2 separate regions of the Homo sapiens genome follow, and region 2 is linked to region 1. Evidence: read pairs that join two places in POLR2A ChIA-PET (ENCODE). Cell type or tissue: MCF 10A. All regions are shown on one strand. Each heading gives the region's core, and the rest is flanking DNA. Links, peaks and the distances in the headings are about the cores only.

Evidence for each region. ChIA-PET counts read pairs that join two places held together with the same protein. Peaks named below come from ENCODE experiments on the same cell type or tissue, not always from the same donor. Only the 100,000 strongest peaks of a DNase experiment are listed, where the experiment ranks them.
Region 2: POLR2A ChIA-PET joins it to region 1 with 6 read pairs; 4 of 35 experiments call an interaction of 5 or more read pairs at or near these places.

Annotation. Positions count from the first base shown.
Region 1 is chr18:54,140,537-54,156,999 of GRCh38, reverse strand. MBD2 (methyl-CpG binding domain protein 2) reads left to right here. Exons shown (of 7, transcript NM_003927.5): 7 at 1,689-5,394. Among named protein-coding and RNA genes, the nearest start is that of SNORA37, 74 kb to the left of the region's middle. In MCF 10A, for the core only: no CTCF peak of the experiment used is centred there; DNase peaks (open chromatin) are centred at 6,559, 7,469 and 7,799.
Region 2 is chr18:54,239,046-54,252,562 of GRCh38, reverse strand. It overlaps LOC124904306 (a long non-coding RNA gene), which reads left to right and starts at 3,852. Exons shown (of 2, transcript XR_007066378.1): 1 at 3,852-3,933; 2 at 4,749-5,443. RefSeq lists a silencer at 1,335-1,404 and enhancers at 4,310-5,196, 5,197-6,082. In MCF 10A, for the core only: no CTCF peak of the experiment used is centred there; a DNase peak (open chromatin) is centred at 5,312.

The DNA of each region.
Region 1 (16,463 bases), core at 5,529-10,528:
AATGGACTCTCAGAAAGCCCTTCTCTTCTGTCAGGGCTTTTTGGTTTTTTTCTAGACTTTTCTCATGAAATCATTTCAGATAATCAAGGGTCACCTAATTGAGGTTTTACTAGACTTCTGTTTCCTTTTTTTTTATTATTATTTTTGAGATGGAGTTTCGCTCTTGTCATCCAGGCTGGAGTACAGGGGTGCAATCTCAGCTCACTGCAACCTCTGCCTCCCGGGTTCAAGCGATTCTCCTGCCTCAGTCTCCCAAGTAGCTGGAATTACAGGTGCCTGACACCATGCCCAGTTAATTTTTTGTATTTTTTCTAGAGACGGTTTTCGCCATGTTGGGCAGGTTGGTCTTGAACTCTTGAACTCCTGACCTCAGGTGATCCACCCGTCTCAGCCTCCCAAAGTGCTGGGATTACAGCATGAGCCACTGGCCGACTTTTGCTTCCTTTACAGATTACTTTGCAGATTGACATCCAGGCTATACCCTTGTTTATGTGAGCGAGGCTGTGTTGTAGGCACTGGCACTATACTTACACAGAAGTTGGCAACTTCTCATTGCCTTGCACAAATGTGGATAATAGTAATAACAAACTAATGTTGAATGATTAGAATTTTAATCAGTTCTTTAAAAGTAGCCATTATTTTGGCATGTTAGGTAGGGAGAGATTCAAATTATTTATGTTATCTTCCCAACTTGAGAATGGCATTATTAGATCAAGCCATTAGACTTATAGATTGCGGAAGATTTAGATGTACTTCTTAATTATGAAAATTACATTTACCTTACTCAAATAACCCCATATATACCTAAAAGTTTTAATAAACTAAAGCATGACCACATGACTCAATCAGCTGTCCGTAATAACCTGTGGTATAGGTAGGACTTAGTTGGGCAAAGGGTGAGATGTGGCCATCTTCACGGGCTCATAAGAGATAACCAAGGTCCCTTCAGGTCGGCCAGCCTCATCATGCCTCAGCTCTTTCTAATCCTGCTTATTAGTAAGGTGGATGTTTATTCATTTATTTATTTGGTTAGTTAAATAACAGGCCGCAATTTACTGTGTTACTTAAATTTTACTTAAGTAAAATTTAAGAAGAAGAAGAAGATGATGACTGTAAAAACAAAGGTGTGAATATATTTAGCTATACATGAGATAGGATATCAAATACATAAATAGTTCAATTTGCAGTTGCACAGTGCCATTTCACCCAGGTTAAACAATAGGAAGACTCGATGCATACGTGTCATCTGTAAATGCTCTCATGTGAAAGAAATTGTGAAGTAAAATAAAGTATCTTGAGTAGAAATTTTTCTACATTTTCTCAAAATATATTTGGATTGGTCTGTATCTGTTCTGCTTTTTCATTTGTATGCCCTTTGAATTCTCTTTTTATGCTGATGTAGTTAATTGTAGTTAGAAAATATTTGCATAAACATAGAAGAATACATATGATTTCTTTGGAAAATTAACAGGATAGTAAAGGTTATCATCAAAATAAAACGAAACAATGAGGGGATATGTTGAGCACTTTTTATTTATGAAGTGCTGTAACTACATGTTCATCAAGGCTGTAAAAGCATGGTTCTTAAGTGGAATTCAATCTCTAATTCTTTTTTGAGTATTGCTGACCTCTCACCTGATAAATCACTGGATTACTTAAGTTTGTTCTTTTTTTTTTTTTTTTAACAGGTAACTTTCGACCGACTTTCCCCAAGAGAAAATTCCTAGAAATTGAACAAAAATGTTTCCACTGGCTTTTGCCTGTAAGAAAAAAAATGTACCCGAGCACATAGAGCTTTTTAATAGCACTAACCAATGCCTTTTTAGATGTATTTTTGATGTATATATCTATTATTCAAAAAATCATGTTTATTTTGAGTCCTAGGACTTAAAATTAGTCTTTTGTAATATCAAGCAGGACCCTAAGATGAAGCTGAGCTTTTGATGCCAGGTGCAATCTACTGGAAATGTAGCACTTACGTAAAACATTTGTTTCCCCCACAGTTTTAATAAGAACAGATCAGGAATTCTAAATAAATTTCCCAGTTAAAGATTATTGTGACTTCACTGTATATAAACATATTTTTATACTTTATTGAAAGGGGACACCTGTACATTCTTCCATCATCACTGTAAAGACAAATAAATGATTATATTCACAGACTGATTGGAATTCTTTCTGTTGAAAAGCACACACAATAAAGAACCCCTCGTTAGCCTTCCTCTGATTTACATTCAACTCTGATCCCTGGGCCTTAGGTTTGACATGGAGGTGGAGGAAGATAGCGCATATATTTGCAGTATGAACTATTGCCTCTGGACGTTGTGAGAATTGTGCTTTCACCAGAATTTCTAAGAATTTCTGCTAAATATCACCTAGCATGTGTAATTTTTTTTCCTTGCCTGTGACTTGGACTTTTGATAGTTCTATAAGAATAAGGCTTTTTCTTCCCTTGGGCATGAGTCAGATACACAAGGACCCTTCAGGTGTTACTAGAAGGCGTCCATGTTTATTGTTTTTTAAAGAATGTTTGGCACTCTCTAACGTCCACTAGCTTACTGAGTTATCAGGTGCAGGTCAGACTCTTGGCTACAGTGAGAGGCAGCTTCTAGACAGAGTTGCTTAATGAAAGGGTTTGTAATACTTTACAAACCATTACCTGTACCTGGCCTGGCCTCCAAAATATTAACATTCTTTTTCTGTTGAAACTCGCGAGTGTAACTTTCATACCACTTGAATTTATTGATATTTAATTATGAAAACTAGCATTACATTATTAAACGATTTCTAAAATCAAAACATACTTAATCTGATACCAAGGAAGGGAGGGAGTGGTTATAAGCAAATGAAAACAAATTTTGAGAGACAGAGCAAAAGTAAAATCATTCTATAGAAAAGGTGTGTTTATTTCTTAACTCTTGAGTTCTTTTAAAATTAGAACCTAAATGATGCAGTCAGGGGTATGACCAATTCCACATGAGTGTCACCTGTACATTTTATTACCACTACCTCCAGTTTCCAAGGCAGGGAAGAAGAGGGGAATAGTCAAAGCAATATGACTAGCTAGGTTTGGGCTGCTGTTTGGGCTGCTGTTTTTCCTGGACTTTTATGCCAAACTACATAAATACTTCTTGGAATTCCTGATTTACGCTCAACTTTGATCCCTGGACCCTAGGGCCATTAGTTTCCTTGAAGCAGTCCTGCTGGTGGATGAGCAGGGAAACTTGTAGACCCTGGGAAGCCAATTGGTAGAGGGTGCCTGCCCGCCCCATCAGACTGTCCCAACTGGGGTGGGGGTGAGGATCATAGTGATTTCTTTTTAAAAGCTAGTATGACTAGTGAGAATGGATGTCCAAGGGCTTTTCTCTTCCTCCCCCGAGTCCACGATTCTTCATTTGTGATCAGGGTTGGGGTAACTTCACCTTGGTGATCATATATTCTTTTTACAAACCAATCCAGCCAAGATATATGTGCTTTTCTAAACAGCTTGTAAAAGCAAAAACACAATGTATACACATATAAAACTGATTTTTTTTTTTTTGCTTATATACTTTGCTCAGGTGGAGAACAAGGTATGAAAGCCATTATATGGTGTCCCTTGGGGACCATCCCATAAGTCCAGGGTGTTCCCAATATACCCACAAGACAACATGTTCAAAACTTCATCACCTGGTCCCCACAAACCTACCACCCTCTTCCATTCCCTCACTCTGGTAAAAGCAAGCCATCTTCTCCAGTTACGCAAGGCAGAAGCCCAGGAGTGAGCACAATGCTGCCCTTTCCCTTGCTTCTGACTTCTCATCAATCCTATTAGAACTACTGACTGCACCCCACCTCTCCTCCATCCCCACGATCACTGCCTTCATATGAACTGCCTTTCCTGTCCTCTGGACTTTCAGTGGCTTCCTTTTTTGCTCACCTGTCCACTTTCTTCCCCTTCCCTCTCTCCATCCCTCCACATAGTCATCAGAAAGATCATCAAAACAGGCAAATGTGACTGTATTATTTCCCTCACTTATCTTTGTATGCAGTTTAGAGTGATTTTTAAGAGCACACACTTTGAAATTAGGAGAACCTGTGTCTGAATCCTGATTTTTGCCATTTGTGTGACTTGTCAGGTTATTTAATCTCTTTGAGCCTGTCCCTCCTCAGTGAAATAGGAATAATAATACCTACCTCATAGAGTTGTTGTGAGGATTCAGTGAGATAGACTGTTTCTAAAGTGTGTAGCACAGTGCCTGGCACATAGTGGGTGCTCACATTGGAGCACACTATTGTCGCTATCCCTGCAGGTGTGAGTTTTACATCCTTTCCAAGAGGCATTTGCTAATAACCCTAACTACCGCCTATCCCTGTGACACTATTTTCTGCCTCAGCACCCTATTTCTTTTGTAGACATTTTCTAAGTCTGTATTTTATTTATTTGTTGGCTTTTTGTCTATTTCTCTACTAGAATGTAAGCTCCATGAGAGCAAGGATGTGTTTGTCTGATTTCCCGTTACAGCCCCAGCACTTAGCTGAGTGACTGGCACCTAGTAAGCACTCAGTAACTGTTTGCTGAATAAATGGAAGAATGGTCAAAAGGCTCTTCTTGATCTGATCCCTGCTTGTCTGTCTGGCCTCATGCTGCCACTATTCCTCACTGCACCTTCAGCTCAAGAAAAACCTCTTTACTTGCTTCTTTGAAGTGCCCCTTGGGCCTCTGTGTCTTTGTACCTGTTGTTCCCTTTGCCTGAAACACCCTTTGCCTGCCCGTCTACATGGTGAATTCCTAATCATTGATGAAGTCTCAGCTCAATGGCTACCTCCTCTGTGAAGCTGTCCCTGATTTCTTCAGGCAGATGTTCTTTCCCGCCTTCCCTGTTCCCACCGCACTTTGTAAATACCTCCATGGAAGCACTTTATTGTATTGTATTGTAATTTTTTTTTGCATGTCTGTTTCTACTATTAGACTGTAAGCACCGTAAAAGCAGAGATTGTGCTTTTTCATCCTCATGTTCCCCGAGCCTAGCCCAGTGCCTGGCACGTAATAGCTTGTCATTAAATATTTGTTGAATGAATCTGTGAATGAACAAGAGTCATGCAGTTGGAAAAGTGTTAGAAGCTGTATGTATTATAAAGGAAAGAAATGCCCTTGGTGGCTTCCAGGGTGTTTTTTTTTTTTTTTTTGGTCTAAAGAGGAGATCTAGAGAGTGTTATACAATCTCTTTGAATATAAGATTACTCGTTTGGATTTTTAAAATAATATAGATCTTCATAAATAATTGCAAAGATATAAACAAGCTTTGTGATTTCTCAAATGCTATGAAGTCCAAAATAAATATTTGCACTATTAGTATTTCCATAGTAAATGCTATGAGAAAATGTACAGCAATAAATTTTGAAGCTTTAAAACTGTTTGTGTAAGTCATCTTCAATGACTTAATCCATGAAGGACATCTCTGGATCATGTTTCTCGGGCACAGGGGACATCAGACTGGGGGGTGGGGTCCCAAAGTTCACAGGTAGGGCAGGGAACACCAGTCAGTTACAACCCAATTAGCTAGCAGTAGCTGTGGGATTTGGACTTGGAGCAGCAGGCTGTCAAAATGCATGACTCGAAGGATCTGGAGTAGGCTTTAAAATTTTAATTTGCATGCTGGTTTTCTCTATAAGGGCACATGCAAATTTTATGTGAAAATAGTTACTTTTATCAATTATTTGACTTTTAATGATGGGAAAACAAAAAGTGTTTTATTTCCTCACATTTATATAGCATTTAATAATTTATGGAACACTTTCACCTCCATTAATGTTATCTTTGAATTTTAATCTACATGTAAGCCATGTAATATGTACATATTCTTCTTCTCCTCATTTATGAGTTAAGGAATCTAAGACCCAGATAAGTTAAATGACTTATCCTAGCCAATAAGATTCAGAGAGGGAAATTTGAATGTAAAGGTTTTCTGTCTCGAGAACGCCACACAACCTTCCAATGCTATTCTCCACTCGGGTCTTAAGCTGACAAAAAGCAACACAGTTTGGTTTAACAAGTACAGTATGACTGTGGCCTGAAAGCAGAGCGATTCTTCCTAGGAGATCTGGTCCTTTTGTGGGTGACTAGTCAAAGCTTTTCCAGTAAACCTCCCTGCTGAGAAATCTTTACTAGGATTATTTATCTTATAAAAGAGGTGAGAATAGGTAAAGCTTCTTAATCACAGAATGTTAGGAATTATTTTTATCCGACGGTTAGCGTTTTCTTTGTAGTACTTTCAGCTTTTTGCCTCATGAACTTGATCCTCTGAGAAGTCTGGCAGCAAGATGCAACTGGACCATAGGCCCTGGGGCAAGAGTCCCCAACCTTTTTGGCACCAGGGACTGGTTTCATGGAAGACAATTTTTCCAAAGAGCAGGGTGGGGTGGGGTGATGGTTCTGAGATGAAACTATTCCACCTCAGATCATCAGGCATTAGATTCCCATAAGGAGTGTGCAATCTAGATCCCTCGCATGTGCGAGTCACAGTAAAGTTTGTGCGCCAATGAGAATCTAATGACACAGCTGATCTGAGAGGAGGCGGAGCTCAGGCGGGAATGCCTGCTCACCTGCTCACCTCCTGCTGTGTGGCCCTGTTCCTAACAGGCTGAAGATCAGTACGAGCCTGCTGCCGCCCAGGGCTTGGGGCCCCTGATGTAGGGCATGTGTAAAACCATTCACTGGGAGTGGGACCTTTTAATATTTGTTTTTATCTAATGTTATTGTGATTCTAATTTTTGAGTGTTTTTTAATATACATATTAGTAGAACAGTACATGTATATTATTTGTAAGTAAATATCCATAAATTTGGGAATACGTTTTTGTCTCAGAAAGGATTTATTAGCAAAGGAGTTTTGAGACCACTGCTCCAGTGCAGGACTCCTCATCGGGGGTCCATATTCCCCTGGAGTCAAGGAGCCTGCCAGACTCTTGCCATTACATACACAATTTTATGACGATGTGCCTTTCTCCTGGGGTAGTATCAGTAGCTTCTGTAGAATTCTCAGTGGGGAATGTATATCCAAGAATGAACCACTGAGGGCTGGTCTAGTGATTTCACTCCACTCTTGAGGCAGAATGGCTGTCACATACAAATTCAGATCATCTACAGCTTGATTTGTTATTGTTGTTGTTGTTGCATTTGTTGGTAGCCTCCAAATGACTTTCCATTTTGATTTAATGAATTAATGCTAACAAAATACCTAATAGAGTGGCCTCCGTATGGTAATGTATTTCATAAATGGGAGCAACCGCTTCCCCCAAAAACAAACAAACAAAAAACGCTGGTAAATTGTTAGGTATTGGAATATGCTTCTTGGGGAGTTACCTTGATTTTCGCTGACTGGATAAATATTCCCTGGACTGAGAGAGAACCAAAGCAGGGAGTTAATTGTGTGTGTGTTGGGAGAGGTTGATAGCAAGCAAGAATATGCTTGTTGAACACAGCATGATTCATACGAAGGCCTTACACCCAACAGTAGCTAGTTGTGAGAAAACAGAAACATTTGGAAACTTGAGGGGACTGATACAAATAGCAACATGGTAGAATGTGCTACTGGGAATGAATGCCTTCTTTTAAACCTTTCTCTTCCTCTCTTCTGTCTCCTACAAGAGCCGAGTCACTTAGTATAATTTTACAAATGAGAAAACTATAACCTTCCAACTATGACTTTCATTTTAAGAAACTCATGTGGCTTTTTGGAACAAACAAGATTTTGGTTTTACAGAAGCTGCTGTGAGAAGAGGATGAATTAGTCACCTAACTCTGAAAACATTTAACACTGGGGGTGGAGGGCTGGGGGAAGGGTGAATGCATTATTACTCAGTGAGTCAGAAACACACTCAACTTTACTGGAACTTTGTATTCATTCAAGGAATGGTCACAATCTTTGTTGTTGTTGTTCTTCCTCTTCTTTTTTTAAAATGACATTCCATAGGCTCTATTGCCATTTTATTAAAGATCAGTAGAAAGGCAAGAGGAAATATGGGTGTGAATTAAAGAATGGAGATAATTCAAATTACTCAGGGAAATTTCTTTGTGATAGGGTGGGACTGAGGTCCCTGATTTTTTGCTGACTGTTAGTCGGGGTTTGTCCTCAATGTCTAGAGGCTGCCCACATTCCTTGGCTAATGGCTCCTTTCATCGTTTTTGTTTGTTTGTTTTTGTTTTTGTTTTTGTTTTTTTTTGAAAGCCTCGCTCTGTCATCCAGGTTGGAGGCTGGAGTGCAGTGGCTTGATCTTGGCTCACTGCAGCCTCTGCCTCCCGGGTTCCAGTGATTCTCCTGCCTCAGCCTCCTGGGTAGCTGGGATTACAGGCATGCGTACAACCATGCCTGGCTAATTTTTATATTTTTAGTAGAGATGGGGTTTCACTATGTTGGCCAGGCTGGTCTTGAACTACTGACCTCAGGTGACCCGCCCACCTCGGCCTCCCAAAGTGCTGGGATTACAGGCATGAGCCACCATGCCCAGCCAGCTGCCTTAATCTTTAAAGCCAGAAATCAGGTCAATTTGTCTTATTGCTCCAACTTCCCCTTCTGCCTCATGTCTTTCACTCCAGCCAGAGAAAGTTCTCTTCCTTCAAAAACTCATTTAATTAGATTAAGCTCACCCAGATAATCCAAGATAATCTTTCCATTTTGAGATCTGCAAACTTAATTGTATCTGCAGAATCACTTTAGCCATGTAACCTAACATGATTACAATTTCTAGACATTAGAGCATGGGTAATTTTTTGGAAAAGGGCCTTCTGCCTGCCACATACTGTTAGCTACAAGTAACAGATTATCAGTCTCAGATGGCTTAAACAATAAGGAAATGTACATTAAATGTATCTAAAAGACAATTCTAGGCTACTTTAGATTCTTAATGCAAACCACAGGGCTCTAGCTTTGCTTCTGTGTAGTCTTCTAATCATGGCCTCTCCTTCGTGAATTGACTTCAGCCTCAGCTCAGTAGCAAGATGCTTCCAGGTGTCCAGACATGACAATGGCAAGAAGGAGAAGATAGATGTCTTCCTGTGCCTGCTTTTTATTATTTATTTATTTATTTACTCTTTTAAATATATGATAGAGATAGGATCTCGCTATGTCGACCAGGTTGGTCTTGAACTCCTGATCTCAAGCAATTCTGTCTCAGCTTCCCAAAGTGCTGGGATTACAGGTATTAGCCACCACACCCAGCCATATGCCTGCTTTTTAGAAGGCCCCAAACACTTTCCCTTGTACCTCATTGGCTAGAATTGGTTAACACGCCCATTCCTAAACTAGTTGCTGAGAAAGGGGGTTGGAATTACCCCAGATGGCTTAGATTAATCATCATATGGGAGTGTTGGGGCTGCTAGGGGGTCAACCACAACACCTGCTTCAATCTTCTGTCTCAAACTGCCTGCTATTCTTTTGTGCTTTCCCCTACCTTTGTGCTTTCATTTTTACTGGTTTCTCTGTAGAATTAGCTTCTTTTTTTCTCACAATCAGTCCGGACCCTATATTTTCTTTTCTTTTTTTTTTCCAGATCCCATCTTTTACTTAAGCCAAAAAAAAAAAAAGCATCACATTTCTTTCCTAAAGCCTTGTCAAATGCATTCCTCCCTCCAATCTGTCCCTTCTCAGTAGCGTGACTCTGCCTGACACCTTGTATATGAGTACATATTGCCTGTTCCTCAAATGCTTCTCATATTACCTAAGTTATAAGTTCCTCTAAGACATGAATATGACTTCTTAAAAGAATGGATTTGGGCATGAGTTCATAAACTCATTCCCAAATGAGTTAAGTATCAAAGTTGGAGGACACAGTCTTCCACAAGACCACCCTCACTTCTGACACCACTGCAATCTCCTAAACTTGCACAACCACCCTCAAGTTTGATAATTTGCTAGAAGGACTCACAGGACTTGCTAAAAATTATTATGTTCATGGTTATGATTTGTTGTAGGGAAAGAATACATGTTAACATTAGCCAGAGAGATACACAGTCTGCAAGGGTTCCAAACTTAAAGCCCACATTGTCCTCCTCCCATTGAGTGAGGAGACATTACCCTCCTAGCATTGATGTGTGATATATACGGGGTATTGCCAACCAGGAAAACTCACCTAAGCTTTGGTGTTCAGAGTTTTTAACCAGGACTGTGCTTAAGACATGATTGATTGACTGCCCACACGATTTTACTCAGTCTCCAGGTCAACTGAATGCATAACACAAAATCCCCACCCTAACTCACATGGTTGATCTTTCTGGAGTGGTCAGATCCTACCCTGACACATGTGGCCCTACCCTAAAATCCAGTCTGACCAGGTCACACCCTAAAAAGAAGACACCTTTTATCAGATATGACCTAGAATATCCCCCAGACACTGAGGGGAAAGGCTAGTTCTTTATTTGGGCAAGGCCAGATTCTTTATTTCATACTTTGTGATAAGTATTTTGGTAGTAAACACTAATTTGGTTATTACTGTGGCCCTGAGAAAAGTTCCCTTGATAATTAAATTAATATTTAGCTATTCTAGAATTATCATATTTTAAGAGCAATTAGCATTTAATGCCATTCCACTAACGCTTTGTTTTTCAACTTTATTCTTTCTATGTAGGAATACTTTCTTGTAATCATCGCATAAAATAAGCAAGATAATTTCTCTGTTGTGCTTCTTCACAAATTAGATAAGATAATTAAGACATAATTGCTTTCTTTTTCCTTAATATGGAGCAAATAAATAGTTCAAGAATATACAACAAGGGCATAGACTGAGTAATCTTGCAAACACTTTACCTCCTGGAAAGCAAAGGCAATGATCTCCATTAAAATTCAGCAATAATACTTAGTTATTATAGCAATTACAAAGCCATAGGTCTTTCCTATCTCTAATATGTTTTAAACCTTTTTAAATACATTTTTTGTCTATACCATATTAGAACTATTTTGGTTCTAATCTTATGACTCTAATAAAAGAGATAAACCAACTCAGTGAGGCTATAGGACAAGAGACAAAGTCTTGACATATATTATTTCTATAATAAAGTCATCATTATCTGGGCAGTCCTGAGGTTCCAAAGTCGATATATCAAGGTGAAAAATATCTCTCTCTATCCACCCAGTCAAAATTACCCTAGAAAACTTTCTAAACCCCTATAAAGTACACCATATATAGTTTGGCATATTCAATTCTATAAAGTAATTCTTTTTTTTTTTCTTTTGAGACAGGATCTTGCTCTGTCAATCAGGCTAGAGTGTAGTGGCAAGATCTTGGCTCACTGCAGCCTTGGCTTCCCAGGCTCAAGTGATCCTCCCATCTCAGCCTCCCAAGTAGCTGGGACTACCAGCACATGCTACCATGCCCAGCTAATTTCTTTTTTTTTAAATAGAAATGAGGTCTCACTATGTTGCCCAAGCTCAAGCCATCCTCCTGCCTTGGCCTCCCAAGTGTTGGGATTATAGGCATAAGCCTCTGGGCCTGGCCAAAGTAGTTCTTAAAATTAGTCTAAAGCAGTGATTCTCAGTCTAAGACAGCTTTGCCTTAGACTGCCTAGGAAATACATGACAACAGTAAACCATTTTTGGTTGTCACAATGAGGGGAGAATAGTGCAGTAGTTATTGACATCAAGTGCATAAAGGCCAGGCATGCTGCTAAAAGTCCTGCAACGCACAGGACACACCCCGAAAATATCAATACTGCCAAAACCCGATTTAAGGAAATACCTATTTTTAAGGCTCTATGGAGAAGTCTGATCATTTCTTTTTGGCTTTCAGGTAACTGTCAATCTCCAGAAGTGAATGGAGGGTGGAGGGGAGGGTAGAGAATTCTAAAGTGTTCCCGCATGCCTGAAAAGCTACATACCATTTTATTTTTGTTTTTATGTTTCTGGTTGGGGTTCATTTATTCAACACATATATTAAGCACTTAATTTGTACAGTTGCTTTTTAAAAAACTAGGCATAATTCAGTGAACAAAGATGACAATCCTGGGCCTCAGTTCTCTTTTGGGAGTCAGACACTCACAGGTCATGTCCACAGAATGTTAAATGTGATGCCCTATCAGGGACCCCTCTAGGTATGGATGCATTTCCCCAAATTCTGACCTCAGGACCAAGTATACCATTTAAATAGATTCAGAAAAAGTATTTGACATAACTTACCATTCTTTTATGATAATAACTCTCAGTATATTCAGTGTAGAACAAATGTACCTCAACCCAATACAGACCATGCATGACAAATGCACAGGTAACATCATACTAAACAAAAACAAGTAAGGCTTTTTCTCTAAGAGCTATAACAAGACAGGGAAGGCCACTTTCATCACTTTTGTTCGACATAGTACTGGATGTCCAAATCTGAGCCTTTAGAGAACAAAATCAAAGTCATCCAGATTGTAAAGGAAACAGTTAAATAGTCCTTCTTTGCAGATGATGTAATTTTATATAATAAAAATCCTAAACACTCCACCAAAAAACTTCGAACTAATAAATTCTGCAAACTTTCAGGATACAAAATTAAAACACAAAAGTCAGTAGCATTTCTATACAGTAAGAACATATTCTCTGAAAAAGAAATCAAGAAACAATCACAACTACATAGCTATAAAATATATATTTAGAAATACATTTAACCAAGAAAGTGAAAGAGCTCTACATTAAAAGCCAAAGAATATTAAGGTAAGAAATTAAGTAAAGATTGGGCATGGTGGCTCACTCCTGTAATCTCAGCATTTTGGGAGACCAAGGCAGGAGAATCATTTGAGCCCAGAAGTTCAAGACTCGCCTGGGAAACATAGAGAGACCTCATCTCTACAAAATTTTAAAAGTTACGCAGACATGGTGGCATGCACCTGTGGTCCCAGCTATTCAGAAGGCTGAGTTGGGAGGATTACTTGAGCCCAGGCGGTTTAGGCTGCATGAGCCACGGTTGTGTCACTGAATGCCAGCCTGGGTGATAGAGCAAGACTCTGTCTGGAAAAAAAAAAAGTAAAAGACAAACAAAAAGAAAGATGTTCTTTATTAATAAATTGGTAGAATTAATATTGTTAAAATGTTTATGTTACCTAAAATGATCTACAGGTTTAATACAATCAGTGTCAAAATAACAATGACATTCTTCACATACAAAAGGAATCACCCAATTTATATGGTACCACAAAAAACACTGAATAGTCCAAATAATTGAGCAAAATAAAGTAAAGCTGAAGGCATCACAGTACTTCACTTTGAAATATACTACAAAGCTATAATAAGCAAAACTGCATGGTATTGGCATAAAAACAGACACATAGTACAATAGAGCAGAATAGAGAGCCCAGAAATAAATCCATGCATTTACAGCTAACTGATTTTAGACAAAGGTGACAAAAACACATAATAGTTAAAGTACAGTCTCTTCAGTAAATGGTGTTGGGAAAAAATGGATATCCACATGCAGAACGAAGAAATGAGACCCTCATCTCGTCTCATACCACATATAAAAAACAACTCAAGATGGATCAAACACTTAAATATAACATCTGAAACTACTGGAAGACAACATAAGGTAAAAGAAAATATGATATTGGTTTGGGCAATTACTTTTTGAATTTAACCTGAAAATGCCAGGAAACAGAAGTAAACACAGACAAATAAGATTATTTCAAACTGAAAAACTTCTGCACCGCACTAGATACAATCAATGGAATGATAACCTAGGAATGGGAAAAATATTTCCAAATTATGAATCTGACAAGGAATTAATATCTAAAATATTTAAGAATCTCAACCAACTATGTAACAAAAACAAATATGTATTAAAAATAAGGAAAAAGCTTAGGCATTTCTCAAAGGAAGACACACATATGACAAATAGATATATTAAAAATGTGAAACATTAATAATTATCCAGGAAAGGCAAATGAAAACCACTATGAGATATTAACTCACTCCTTTTAGAATGACTATTATTAAAAAGGCAAAAAATAACAAATGCTGGCAAAGATTTGGAGAAGGAGAATGCTTGCACACTGTTGGTGTGGATGTAAATCAGTACAGTCATTATAAACTTTCCCAGTTGTATTAGTCTATTTTCACACTGCTATAAAAGAACTGCCCAAGACTGGGAAATTTATAAAGAAAAGAGGTTTAATTGACTCAGAGTTCCGCATGGCTGAGGAGGCATCAGCAAACCTACAATCATGGCAGAAGGAGAAGCAGGCACGTCTTACATGGCAGCAGGTGAGAAAGCATGTGAAGGAGGAACTGTCAAACACTTAAACAACCAACAGATCTTGTGAGAACTCACTATCGCAAGAACAGCATGGGGGAAACCATCCCCATGATTCACTCACCTCCCACAAGGTCCCTCCCTTGACACCTGGGGATAGCAATTCAGATTACAATTCAAGATGAGATCTGGGTGGGGACACAGAGCCATACTATATCATGAGTCTTTCCTTAAGTGTAAATTATAATGACCACCACAGTTTCCATACCTTCTCAGTATTGGTATTTTTTTTTTAATGAATCTTTTGTGCATTGCTCTGGCTAAAGATCTTGGGTCAAATGAGAAGACATAGCTGAATGTTTGACTACTGTCTCATGTCTTGTCACATTCCAGGGCTCTATTCTTTGCTCTAGGCAGGTGATCAAACCTGGCTTAGAGACAGTGAGGCCAATGGAGAACAAGTTTCCATAGTTCTCTAACATCACATCCCTATACAAATTTTGCTGAGCAGGGTCGAGGAATTTCCACTTCTCCAGAGAGAATTCTATGGCCACATAATGTCAACAGCTTCATTTCCTGGCTTCCAGGGATCCTGGTGTTTGACTTAGGGATCTCCCAATACCTTCAGGTCACAGGGCCATATATGAGCAGAGAACATAGAGCAGTGAAGACAGGAACTGGAGCTCTGTCTGGAGTGAGAGACAATAGCCCCACCCCATTCTGGTTTAAAACGAAACTTGAGTTTATTTAAAAAAAAATATACATTAAAATTTAGCCTTTTTGATGTGCAGTTCTGAGTGTTGACAAATGAATAGAATCCACTGCCGTAATTACACAGAGCTATTTTATCACCTCCCCAAATTCCTTAGTGATACTCCTTCATAGTCAACACCTTCTTTACCCTGATCTGTTGTCAGCCACTGATTTGTTCTCTGTTTCTATAGTTTTGCCTTTTCCAGAATGTTGTATAAATGGAATTATGCAGTATGTAGACTTATGGGTCTGGCTTCTTTCACTTAACATAATACATTGAGAATAATTCACATATCAAGAGTTTATTATTTTATTGCCATAGATTTTTAAAATCCATTGTTATCCTTTCACCTGTTGAAGGATAATACTTCATTCTGTTCTAATAGCAAAGATTGATAACCTTGACACATTTTGAAATTTTTTTGTTGTTGGGAGAATCAAATACAAGAGAAGGCTTATATCCTGTACATAATGAAGTTCCAAATTCAATGTAGGTCAAAGGCACAAATGACGCAATTGCTCTGTTTTTAACCATTGTGTTTTTTGCTTCAGAGAACTGCATTCATTCACCTCAATATATGCTCAAGATTGTGCTGTATGCAATCATGAAAATGTAAAATACTCTACAGATGCAACACATATCCCAGCATAATAGTCAAAGCCTGGCAGGAAATTGATGCCACCCTCGAACAGATTAACTAAATGTTACTCAAGGAAGGAACTCAGTGAAGGGATTATTTTCATAGGTGTTGGCAGTGTTTGAATCAAATGCTTGTTAAACATTCAGAGACCAGCCACACCAAGAACCGAACAGGAAGCCAGAAGGCATGTGTGTAGAGCCCAGCTTTCTGGAACACAGGGCAAGTCAGAGAAAGATGGGTTGGGACAAGGGGCCACACTGAGTAACCTGCACACCCTGTTAGGCTCATCTTCTGTCCTTGTCTTTCCACTAATGTTGGTTTTGCTCTTGTTCTTGTCCCCAGTTCTTTCCCCTTTAGTTCTACAGAAATATAATCAATTCTTTAAGGCCCTTTCTTTATAAATTGCTTCACCCTTACTCCAGTCAACTTTGATCTTTTCTCACCTCTGCTGTTCATGACATCAGTTGTCTGTATCCCACATTCTGGCAGTTGGTTACGGTCATTTGGGGTTGTTATTCTATGCAGTCTTATTCCTAACCAATCCTATTGCTTTGTCTCATCTTCATAACCAGATTGTAGTGACTAAGCAATGTCTTTTATTTCCCACAGTTCTTGGCATAGAGGAGACCAGATATTTTTTGAATGAATGGCCAGTCTATATCACCAGAAAGCACTTATTGCTTACTTTAATAACTGTTAGATGGAACAAAGCTGGCATATTTGTTCTCACACTGCTATAAAGAACCACCTGACACTGGTAAGAGAAAAGAGGTTTAATTGATTCATGGTTCTGCAGGCCCTACAGGAAGCATGGATGCCAGACCTCAGGAAACTTACAATTATGGTGGAAGGGCAAAGAGGAAGCAAGCAT
Region 2 (13,517 bases), core at 3,296-8,295, 98 kb before region 1:
AGCCTGGGAGACAGTAAGACGCTGTTTCAAAAAGAAAAAAGGACAATTTTCTTTTTGGTCTAAATATCTGGCACAGAAATCACTGAGTGTCCTAAAATTTATAATTTATAATGGTTATTGGTTTTAATGGCTATTACTTCTACCATAGAGATTGGCAACCATTTTCTATAAGGGCCAGATAATAAACGTCTAGGCCTTCTGGGCATAAGGTCTCTGATGTTTATCACAACTATTCTACTCTGCTGTTGTAAGTGAAAGCAGCCATAGAGACAAAATGTAAACAAATGGGTGTGTTTCATCAAGGTATTCTTTTTTTTCTAACCATTTAAACAATTTAAAAACCACTCTTAGCTCAGAGTTTCTACAGGAGCCAATGGCTGGGGGATTTGGCCCTTGGGTCTGATATACCACAGTTTCCCCCCAAACAACTGAAGCCTGTGAACTCATGCTTGAAATCAGCCTTAAAGGTCATCTAGTTCACTGGCTTTGGGAGGAAAAAAAATGTTTTGAAACAATGGGAACTTCAAAAAAAAAGTAAGTAAAAAAAAAAAAAAAAAAGGAATGCTTCTCCGGTTAAACGGGGACAGGGATGGAAGGCACGCCTGGCATACTTCCTGCTTTGCTGTTTTGGGCCCAAAATACTTTTCCAGAATCCACAGAAGAGTTTTTAAATCACTGATCTAGTCCAAAACCAATTTTTCCAAGAATAGTCCAAGACTGCATAGCTACTTAGAGGACAAATGTGAACCAGAATTCAAGTCCACTGATCTGTGTATGAAATACTACATGAAATCATGAAATTCTTCTCAGCTCTATTAAAAGTCTTGTAACATTGCTGAATGGCTTAATGGCTGTGCTCCTATCACTGCTTTTTTCTTTTACATTTGATTTTGAAATGATTCAGACCTACAGAAAAATTTTAAGAATAATGGAAAGAACTATCATGTATCCTTTACCCAGATTTATCACTCTTTAACATTTTGAGACACACACACAACACACACACACACAAACACAATTATTTTTTCTTAACTATTTCAGAATACATTTTGCACATCATGTCCTTTATTCCTTGGTATTTCAGTGTGTGCTTCTTGTGTCCTATCACTTTTTAAAGCTGTAATTCTGTAGGCACAAACTTTGTTTTTACTGCGATCTAACCATCAAGTTTATATCCTCTCCTAGTCTTACTTTTATCCAACGTGATACATGATATGTTTCTCATATGCTATTGCTTTTCAAATGTTTTTATGCCATTAGTTTTCTCATTAATTTTCACCTAGCTATGTAATGAGGGTTTCCCAGTTTTTCCTCTTTCCTCATAGCTTTGCTTCTCCAAACACCTCTGTACATTTTCGGTACATTTCCGGTAAGGGGGGAGTCATAACTGAATCATAACTGTGCTCCACACTGTAGCCTCAAACCTAACCCTCAGAGCTCAGCTGTTATTTTCCAAACCATTGTAATTACCCTCCTATTCATATTACAATAAAGCACTGGTTATTTTATTACTTTTATTTCTATTATTAACTTTGAGTTTAAGTGTAGTGTAGTTTCAGTAGTTAAAGGAAGTATCACTTCCTTTAGAAGTAATTCATGCATATAACTAATGATTCCAAGCAGTTATACTTCCTGTTGTGTGTGTTTTTGTGGCCTATGTAGAAATTTGCTGGAATCAGAGGATCTGAGTTTATGTTCCAGTCCTGCTATTTACCAGATAGGTAATTTTTGTTTTTTTTTTTTGAGGCGGAGTCTTGCTCTGTCACCCAGGCTGGAGTGCAGTGGAGCAATCTCTGCTCACTGCAACCTCTGGCTCCCAGATTCAAGGGATTGTCCTGCCTTAGCCTCCTGAGTAGCTGGGACTACAGGTGTGTGCCATCATGCCCAGCTAATTTTGTATTTTTAGTAGAGACGGGGTTTCACCGTGTTAGCCAGGATGGTCTCAATCTCCTGACCTCATGATCTGCCCACCTTGGCCTCCCAAAGGGCTGGGATTACAGGCGTGAGCCACTGCTCCAGTCCCCAGATAGGTAATTTTTACCAATCACCTTGAATTAGTCCATTTTCACACTGCTGATAAAGACATATCTGAGACTGGACAATTTACAAAAGAAAGGGAGATTTAAGGGACTTATAGTTCCATGTGGCTGGGGGGGCCTCATAATCATGGCAGAAGGTGAAAAGAATGTCTCACACGGCAGCAGGCAAGAGAAGAGAGCTTGTGCAGGGAAACTCCCCATTTTAAAACCATCAGATCTCATGAGACTTATTCACTATCACAAGAACAGTACGCAAAAGACCTGCCGCATGATTCAATTACCTCCCACCAGGTCCCTCCTGCAACACGTGGGAATTCAAGATGAGATTTGGGTGGGGACACAGCCAAATCATATCACACCTAATCTCCCGTAACCTTAGTTACCACATCTAAAATGATACCCAACCTATCTATCCTCTAAACTTCTGCCTTATCTATTTCAGGAATTCTTGTGAGGAAAAAATAATAAAGTAAATGTGAAAGGGCTTTATAAGAAATGCCAAAATATTTAGAAACAGTAGATATCCAAGTATGCAGAATGTGGAAGGGATCATAGAGATTATCCAATTGAACTGGGTAATTATTTTACAGATAAGGAAACTAAAAACCAGAAAGAACTCACTCACAATTCTAACTCTTGGGCAGAATCAGGTTTTCTGGTTCCTAGACCAGTACTTTCTAACTTCAGCAAACTGTCTTCCTAGGCAGAGTCCACTTCTTGGTGGCTCAAGTTTATCCTCTCCATATCATGGTTTGATATTGTAAAGAACACAAACACAAGAGCCAACTATTTTTTTAAGCACCCACTGTAGAGAGTTTAAATAAATATAAAATTTAGAAAAAGCTAGATTATTTAAAGAAAATACACAAGAATTGTAGGTGGCTTCGAATTATATTTAACATTATTTGAAATATGCCAGGACATTATTTGAAATATGCCAGGACATTATTCTTGTCCACTGAAGTGCAGGTTTTATAAAAGTGTCAACAACCAGGATCTATATTGAGCTTGTACAGATTAACCTTTAGTTCAAGGTCAGTAAGTGGCCAATAAAAGCTGCCAATAATATTATCTTTTTTCAATTGACTTCATTATAAGATGTTAAAATAGTATAACAGGTTAATAGCAGAATAGTCATGCCTGAAACCCATTTCAGTATTGATCTGAAAATTTAGACTTGCAATTATTGAAGAGGATGCTGTCATAACTAGTAGATGAAATAGGCAACAAATTAATTTGTCTATAGTGTTAGGTGTTGGAAGAATATTCTCTTTGACATTGGGTTGAATCTACTCTTTAGTGCATTCAAACAGATCTCATTGATTGAATATAAGTAGGTTAAAAGATTGGCAAGACTTGAAGTCCACAAATCTGAAAAGGTTTTTGAACTGTTCTGATAGCAAAAGTCTTTTACTGTATGCCCTATTTAATTCAAACCTTTTATTCACTTGAATTATATAAGGAGATATTAGTAGACTTCAATCAGAGAAAAGACTGCAGTTTACAGAGTTCAAGGCAGTTGTCTTAAGATGATAGAATTGAAAAGGCCTCCAAAATGTCTGTCAGATATAGAACCTTCATAATCTCAAACACCAGATTAACCCTACTGTCAGGGAAGGTTTGAATGGCCAGATCCAGGATTTTATAGATACTTTTATAGGTAATAAATTTATGATAACACTAAAAATTATCGAATTCTCAGATGGCCTCGTGTGAGTTTGTACCTCTAGCTGGCTAACTAATCATAACATTTTTTTTTTTTTTTTTCCGTGACAGAATCTAACTCTGCCACCCAGGCTAGAGTGCAGTGATGTGACTTTGGCTCACTGCAATCTCCACCTCCTGGATTCAAGCCATTCTCCTGCCTCAGCCTCCCAAGTAGCTGGGACTACAGGTGGGTGCCACCATGCCTGGCAAATTTTTGTATTTTTTAATAGAGACGGGGTTTTGCCATGTTGGCCAGGCTGGGCTCCAACCCCTGACCTCAGGTGATCCACCCATCTCGGCCTCTCAAAATGCTGGGATTACAGGTGTGAGCCACTGTACCCGGCCAGTCATGAAATTTTAAACTTTAGAAGGATAAAGTCAGTTTTGAGGTTTTTACTGATCTGTTTTTAAATATCTGGAGAAAATTTCAGGAACGAATCAATATAATTTATAATGTTGATATAATTTATAATTTTATAATGTCAAAGACAGTATTGTTCCAACACCCATGGGTATTTTGGATGTGCCTCCAGCTTATGATTTTCAATCAGAACATTTAAATTATTTTATTTTTATATTTAATGATTCCCTTACCCCCCCCCACGCACAAATCTAAAAGGAACATGTTCATCAATTATAGAGGTTATGTTCCTGAACGGGACTGTGGTTGGCAAAACTATTATTGCTAAGATCATGATCACAAAGAATATACAGTTTTAAGGGGAAAATGTATGCCATAAAAATATTATATGCATTTTTAACTCAGTAAATTAAAGGAGACGTCGTCTGCTTTTGAAACAAACCAGATTTGCTGGCATCCATACCTGCTCTGGTATTTTCCCTGAGTCACCTTTATCAATTCTTCAAGGAAAAATTTCTGAGCTTCTCAGGTTAGCATCATGTTATCAGACTATAGCTCTATTTAATGCTTTTGAATCAGCCCTTTCTGCCTTGAAATTTACTGTTTCTTTGACTTATGCTTTCCTCTGTTTCCTGTCTCAGCAAATGCCTGTGTAACACCCAGGCTTTTTACAAGGTATCTAAATACTTAAGTATTGAACGAGACAGGAGGGAGTCTGATCTTGAAGACATCTGCAAAGAAGGTGGGACAACAAACAGAGTTCTTCATTAACTGCGTTTCCGCTGAGCTGAGCAAGTCGGCCACGAAGGGAACAGAACAGCCATGTGTTTACATAAGTCAATCACAGCGTTTTATTTTTGTTGTTGTTTTTTAATCTCAAAGCCATAGTTAAAATCCCCTCCAGATTCTACTAACTCAGAAATAGACCCAAGAAGGTAAAAAATGTTTTGATTCTCAACTTTATTAGCAGTAAAAGTGGTTATGGAGGGGAAAAAGAAGTTTTATCCTGAGGTCCCCTTCCTACATCTCTCATAGCTCTACCCATGGTGAATTGGAAATGAAGAGCCCCATGTGAACAGCAAACCTGATTCTTCCACTTAGTGGCAGGGTGAGAAGCTGCTTCTGAGAGAACAAAGGCCTGTCGGGGCCTGCAGGAGGCCGAACACACCTGCCAGCTTACTGATGAGAACCTGAAGCAGAGTCAGCCCACAATGCCTCGGGGGAGGAAACCCAGAAAGGATTCTAAAGGCTGGGCCACAGCACCATTAACCCCACAATAGCCTTACGATTGTCAGACTCTCCTCCTTTCACTAATTAAATAAACATCTGTTCTTGCCTTGGGGAAGAACAAAGATGGGGGGTGGGGCTGTGGAGAGACAGAGAGAGAGAGAGAGAGAGTGTGTGTGTGTGTGTGTGTGTGTAAATACAGCGTCTCTGAAAGAGGAGAACAGAACTCTTCATTATTCAAATGGTAAAGACCAAAAGGGTTTAAAAACTATCCCCTCTTTAGGTTGATTTTTTGTAGAGACAGGGTTTTGCCCTGTGGGCCAGGCTGGTCTTGAACTCCTGGGCTCGAGAGATCTGCCCACCTTGGGGCCTCCCAAGGTGCTGGGATTCCACACCCGGCCCTGAAAAGACGCTTAACATTACTAGTCATCAGGGAAATGTAACTTAAAATCACAATGAGATGCCAATACACACACCCACTGAAAGGCTAAACTTTTTTTTTTTTTTTTTGAGACAGAGTCTCCCTCTGTCGCCCAGGCTGGAGGCTGGAGTGCAGTGGCATGATCTTGGCTCACTGCAACCTCTGCCTCCTGGGTTCAGGTGATTCTCCTGCCTCAGGAAAGTCTCAACTCTTTTAAAAAAAAAAAAAAAAAAACTGACTCTACCACATGAAGATGAGGATATGGGGCAACTAGAACACTTAGACACTGTTGGTGGGAATGCAAAATGGTGCAGTGACTGTGGAAAGTTGTTGGTAGTTTCTTTAAAAGTTCAATATACATCTATTATGTGTCATTCCTCTTCTAGGTATTTATCCAAAAGAAATGAAAACATATGCTTGTATAAAGATTGCAAATATTCATTGCAGGCTTTTTAGCAATAGTCAAAAACAATCCAAATGTCCATCAATATATGAATAGATATATTGTGGTACAACCATGTAGTTAAATACTACTCAACAATAAAAAGGAACAGAGTATTGATGTTCACTGTTTACCACAACATGGATAAATCTTAAAATAAGTTGCTGAATGAAGGCTGGCATTGTGGCTTATGCCTGTAATCCCAGTACTTTGGGAGGCTGAAGTGGGAGGATTGCTTGAGTCCAGGATTTAGAGTTGGAGACCAGCCTCGGCAACATAGTGAGACTCTATCTGTACAGAAAAAATTAGCCAGTCATGGTGGTACTCACCTGCAGTCCCAGCTACTACTCAGGCGGCTGAGGTGGGACGATCACTTGATCCTGGGAGGTCAAGGCTTCAGTGAGTTGTGATTGCACCACTGCACTCCAGCCCGGGTGAAAGAGCAAGACCCTATCTCAAAAAAAAAAAAAAAAAGAAAGAAAAGAAAGAAAGAAAAAAAGTAGCTGAATGAAAAAAGTCAGGCCAAAAAAAAAAAAAAAAGTACGTACTGTATAATGCCATTTATGTAGAAGTCTGGAACATGCTAATTAATCGATGGTTACAGAAGGCTCAGTGGCTCTCTGGAGAAGGGGTTGGAGGCAGGGAAGCATTGCCAAGGGGCAAAGGAAACTTGAGGCTTATGAAAACGTTTGTTACCTTGACTATGGTATGTATATATGTTAAGACTGATCAAACTGTACTCTTTAAATGTGTTTGGTTTGGTGTACTTCAATTATACCTCAATAAAATCGAAAACAACAACAACAAAATACATTGAAAAAGCTAGCACTTCAGGATCTTTCAATTTAGGTCCTTTCCTGGCCCCATTGCAGAGGAGGAATCTTTGTCACTTATACCAAGGAATCTACTTTGTTTTCTCTGTTTGGAAAATTGTATCATGAACATCTTGAAGCCTACAGTTGACTAAAACTATAGCTGACAGTCAAGACTAGACCTTGTCTGATAAAATGCATATAGTCAGCTCTTGGTGGTAGGAGAGTTATTTATTCAGATGTATGGCTTAATCAGCCACACAAGATGGGTTATCATGTGTCACTGTAGGAGAATATGAATGTGATCCTAAGTGGGTTCAAAAAACCTGTAGGTTAAAGAGGTGACGTCAGCAGTCCTGTTATCAGACTAGGTAGATATGGTCAAATTATAAAATAGCGCTGTAATCGAAGGAGGAATTGAATGTAATTATTACTTGATGAGACTCCTGAATTTCTTAGATTCATTTACCAGCTACAGGTCCAGGCTTCCCAATACACTACTATCATTGCTCAAATTGTTTTGTGGCTTTCAAATGTTTTTCAGGCAACAGACCCTTTAGTCAAGCAAAATTTCCAAAATCTCACTCAAAACACCCACCTCAGGCCGGGCGCGGTGGCTCACACCTGTAATCCCAGCACTTTGGGAGTCCGAGGTGGGCTGATCATGAGGTCAGGAGATCGAGGCCATCCTGGCTAACACAGTGAAACCCCATCTCTACTAAAAATACAAAAAAAAAAAAAAATTAGCTGGGCGTGGTAGTGGGTGCCTGTAGTCCCAGCTACTCGGGAGGCTGAGGCAGGAGAATGGCGTGAACCCGGGAGGCAGAGGTGGCAGTGAGCCAAGATCGCGCCACTGCACTCCAGCTTGGGCGACAGAGCAAGACTCCATCTAAAAACAAAAACAAAAACAAAAAAAAACACACACACACACCTCAATCACCACCCCGCTGTGCATAACAGAATAATTTTATGACTATGTATTTACTTTGTAATCCTTAATAAAAATAATGTAACTAGAGAATAATGGCCACACGATTTCCCAAGGAGAGTTTGTGGATGACCGTTGGTGATGTATCAGCATCAGCATTCATTTCTATATCTTGTCTGTGTGAAATTCCAGATTCACACAAACAAGAAGTTCCAAATGGTGGTGGTTGTTTCTCTTTTTTTTTTCTTTTTTTTCACCAGTGCCAGTTGAAAACTGAGTATACTCTTCAATTAAACTGATTCAGAAGCTTGAGAGGATGACAACAAATATTTGCCTCTAAATTGAATTACTAAGGATATCTAACAATTGATTTCATTCCTTATAAAAAATTTCGGGGAAGAAACACAAAAATTTAAAATAAATGTCAAACTGATCTAATGTGAAAACATCACAATTCAATATGCTGTACATTTACTTGTTACTGATAATTCACAATGGTACCCACATGTTCTAAGAGTGTTTTTAGTTGTACAATTTTATGTGTTCAGACATGCAAAAACCTAAATTAAAATTGACGAGAAAAAACAAAAAGCTAAGTCAGAACAGTCAATAACCATTAAAGCAATACAAAAACTTTGGCCAGGCTCGGTGGCTCACACCTGTAATCCCCAGCACTTTGGGAGGCTGAGGCGGGTGGATCACCCGAGGTCAGGAGTTCAAGACCAGCCTGGCCAACATGGCAAGACCCTGTCTCTACTAAAAATACAAAAATTAGCTGGGCATGGTGGCGGGCGCCTGTAATCCCAGCTACTCAGGAGGCTGAGGCAGGGGAATCGCTTGAACCAGGGAGGCGGAGGTTGCGGTGAGCCGAGATCGCGCCATTGCACTCCAGCCTGGGCAACAAGAATGAAACTCCGCCTCAAAAAAACAAAACAAAACAAAACAAAAAAAACCAAACACTTTAAATATATTAATCCAGATGGTAGAAAAGTTGTGGTGGTCAGAATCGTACGTGTGACCCTGAAAAGCTATAGATTTTGTATACTCCCCTCCCCTTTGAGTGTGAGCAGAACCTTTAAATAACTTTCAACGAATAGAATATGGCAAAAGTGGTGGGCTATCACTCCTGTGATTACATTATGTCAGCTGGCAAAGGTAAAGAAATTTTGCAGATGTAATTAAGGTCCCCAGTTAGTTGGCTTTATGTTAATCAAAGGGAAATTATCCTTAGTGGGCCTGATTTAACCAGATGACCCCTTTCAACAAAGGGTATCCAGATGGAAGTCAGAGGCTCTCCTGCAGGTCTTGAAGAAACAAACCATCAAGAATTCTATAGCTAGCTGGCCGGATGTAGTGGCTCACATCTGTAATCCCAGAACATTTGGAGGCTGAGGCAGGAGGATTGCTTGAGTGCAGGAATTTGAGACCAGCCTGGGCAACATAGTGAGACTCTGTCTCTACAAAAAATACAGAAATTAGCTGGATGTGGTGGCTGTGCCTGTAGTCCCAGCTCCTCGGGAGGCTGAGGCAGAAGGATCTCCTGTGCCGGGGAGGTTGTGGCTGCAGTATGCTGTGATAGTGCTATTGTACTCCAGCCCCAGTAACAGAGTGAGATCCTGGCTCAAAAAAGGGGGTTCGGTAGCTGCAAGGAATGAACTGTGCTAACCACCACATGTGCTTGGAAGAGGAGTCTGAGCCTCAGATGAGACTGTAGCCCTTGTCAATACCTTCAATACACCCAAGAGCATAATATTCAGAAATGAGACTGATGGCAATGGCAGGCCGTCCAGAGCGGCTGCTACCATCATGCTGGTTGCAGCAGGGAGGCACGAGCAGTGGCAGCAGCGGTGGCTGTGGGAGCAGCAGTAGTGGCGGTGGGTGCTCTGTGCCCCGCATTTCCGACGCAGCCAAATGTGCCACCCCTACCTCGCACAGCTGGGCAGGACCTGCTCCCAGGTCTGGAGCCTCCACCGTGACCTCAACCTCACTGCCCGCTGCATCCCAGGAGCCCACGAGCACCCAGCTGAGGGCGCAGCCGGGACTCACAGGGCCAGCCCTGGAAGCACTGGGTTCATTTGTGTGGGGATGGCCGGGGCCAACGCACTGCGGGGAAAACGTGAAGAGAAGGCACCGCCAGGGCTGCACGGGGTTCCACTGAGCCTGCTGGAGCCGGGGACAAGTGGAAGCTGCGCCGCTTCTGAGTTGGTGGGGCAGGAGCTCCCCAGGTGCGCCTGCAGCCGCTCAAGCCTTCTGTGACCTGAGCACCCCTGTTCTCTTGGGAGCCAGGAGTTCCCCAGGCCCAACGGCAGCTGCCCAAGCCACGGCTGCCACCCAGGTACCCCTGTGCTCTTGGGAGCCAGGAGCAGGCAGGAGCTCTACCCTCCCAGGCACAGCTGCAGCCACAAAAGCTGTGGCTATGGGCCCAGGGATCTCTGCACTCTTGGGGACCCAGGGAGCCGCCGCTTCCCTTGCAGGCTTGGAAGTGCCTGCTCCCACTGTCTGGTTTCTCCCCACTGTTGGCTCCCACTCCGGTTGCCCAATCCAATCTTGAAGCAAAGTTGGGGCTGAACCCGAGTGCTGTTGCAGCCTGGCAGGGTGTGCACAGGCTTGGGGCAGTGCTGACACAGCAGCACCTGCCATCTCAGACCCCTCCGGACTTTGGGTGCCGACAAACATGAGAGAGAGGCCAAGGGGGTACTGAGGACAGCCCAGCACTGGCCTGCAGGCGGCCCTTGGCATGAACAGCCTGGGCATCATGAACAATGGCAGGAGGCAGACAGGCTCCTGGATGGAAGGGGGTGGGTCCCTGGTGAAGCGCCACCTTCAAGCCCATTGGGCCTGAAGCCTGGGGGCCAGGCTGCCCATCCCTGGGGCCAGAGTGGGAACTTGTGGTGCTTTGACCCGGGCCCGCCCATGGCCACCCATAGACCAATCAGCCCACACTTCCTCCCCCTGAGGCCCATACCCCCACCTCATTCAGCTAGACTTGAGGTGAGGATGGAGAGACACGGGACAACCAGCTTCCAAGAGGGGCTACCCTCTCTGCTGAGAGCTGAACACTCATTGGTATAACCTGCCTGTAGAGAAGAGGTACCCTCTCTACTGAGAGCTGAGCACTCACAGGGAAAATCTGCCTAGCAGAGAGGAGCTACCCTCTCTGCTGAGAGCTGAACACTCATCAGGGCACCCTGGCTATGGAGAGGAGCTACCCACTGTGGGTCTCCTCTGAGCTGTTCCATCACTCAATAAAGCTCCTCTTTGTCTTGCTTATCCTCCACTTGTCTGCATACCTCATTCTTCCTGGATGCAGGACAAGAACTCAGGACCCGCTGAATGGCAGGGCTAAAAAGAGCTGTAACACAAGCAGGGCTGAAACATGTCCCTTGTTCGCCACATTGAGGGTGACTAGAAGAGAGAAGCAGAGAACAGCTGCAACCCTTCAGGGATCCCAGACCTAGAAGCTCCCCAAGCTGGGGCTGTGACACCCTCTTTAGGGATCTATGGTTCCTGGTGTTTCCAAGCTTTTGGGCACCACTGCATTCCCCGGTGTCAGCTGTGGAAGCTGCTTATGGTACACCTGGTTTAGCTGCAGCATCGCAGGGAGCCGGTGCCTGTGCTGGGCCTGGAGCTGCCCGCCCCACTGCAGCCAGCATGCCTGGCTATGCGCAGTGACCAGACCCCACGCTTGCTCACAAACCCCTCACTGCTCCTTGCCTGGCTCACCCTTGGCAGACATGGGATCCAGGCTGGTAGTGGAAGCTGAGCGCAGCCTGCCAGGCCGAGTGGGCGGAACAAGCCCAGTGGGCCAGAGCAAAACTCGGGCAAAGGCGCCACTAACCACAGAGGTTTCCAGCTGGCAAAGAAACGCCCCAAGGATCCCATGACAAGACCATTAGTAGAGGACCCAGTGAAGCCATTTCCACACTCCTGACCCATGTAAATTGTGTAATAACAAATGTGTGTTGCTTTAAGCGGCTAAATTTGTGGTAAGTTGTTATCTAGCAAAAGAAAACTAACACAGATGCTTTATTCCCAGGCAAATAAATACTGAGAACAGTTCAGTGTTCTCATTCAGTGTTAAAATTTCTTTAAGCTCAGAATTATAGCTGAGCATAATCTCTGAAATGCAGCTCAGTTAGAGAAAAATACAATATGAAGAGTCCTTCAATATTATACTAAGAACCTGAGGAAAACAATAAACTGCTTGCTAAGCTCTATGCAAAAATGAGTTAAGCCAGCAGCATAAAATGACCTCCAATAAGTTAAAAGTTGATGGATGGCTGGATGCAGTGGCTCACGCCTATAATCCCAGCATTTTGGGAGGCAGAGGCAGGCGGATCACGAGGTCAGAGGATCGAGACCATCCTGGTTAACACAGTGAAACCCCATCTCTACTAAAAATACAAAACAATTAGCCGGGCGTAGTGACATGTCACTGTAGTCCCAGCTACTCAGGAGGCTGAGGCAGGAGAATCGCCTAAACCTGGGAGGCGGAGGTTGCAGTGAGCCGAGATCGTGCCACTGCACTCCAGCCTGGGTGACAGAGCAAGACTCCGTCTCGAAAGAACAAAAACAAAAACAAAAAATATCACTGAGACAATTGTCAGAACTTGAATGTCGTCTGAGGATCATAGTAATGTATCAATTTTAATTTCTTTATTTTGATGGTTACATTGCCATTATTAAGGAGGAGAATGTCTTTATTTGTAAGAATTACAAATTAAAATATTTGGGGTTATAGAAGGTCATGTTAGCAATTTTGTTTTAAAATGGTGAGGAAACAGATGTTCTTGCAATCTTTCCGGAAGTTTGAGATTGCTTTAAAATGAAAAGTATACAGAAAGCTAAAACTTGGACTTTAAAAAAATTATGCATTTGGGAAACGCCTCAAAAAATTCCCCTGAAGCACTGTTTTAAAAGTCTCTGTTTTGCCTATTCTTCAGAAAAATAACAATGTTTAATGAAAGTATTTCTTATCTATATGGCAACCATATAATTTTTTATTCATTTTTAAAACTGTAAAATTCATCATTTTTTAATTTGTGGTTTCACTAATTACTTGTTTCCTTTGTGATAGATCATGATTTGGCTTTGAAAAGTTTGCAGAAGATATATGCTAAAATAAGAACAAATTTATCTTTTCATATTTTCATACATCTATTAATTCTCCATTTCTCTCTATAATTAGTTTGATGCCAGGCATAGTGGATCATGTCTGTAATCCCAGCACTTTTGGAGTCAGGGGCAACAGGATCGCTTAAGCCAGAAGTTTGCTATGGCGACACAGCAAAACTCTTGTCTCTACAGAAAAATTTAAAATATAGAAATTAGCCAGGCATGGTGGCACATGCCTCTGGTCCCAGCTACTCAGGAGGCTGAAGCTGGGGGATTGCTTGAGCAATTTTAAAACATTGCTACTAGATTCCAAGAAGTGTTATCTTCTTATGTATTTACTCTAGACAAATGGCATGTTTAGAAACATTTGCAAACATTTCTGTTTATATGTCTTTTAAAGAAAAAATATTTCTCATTAAATGTTTTGATATTGCTTTAATCTTTTTATTTACTTTTATCTTCATG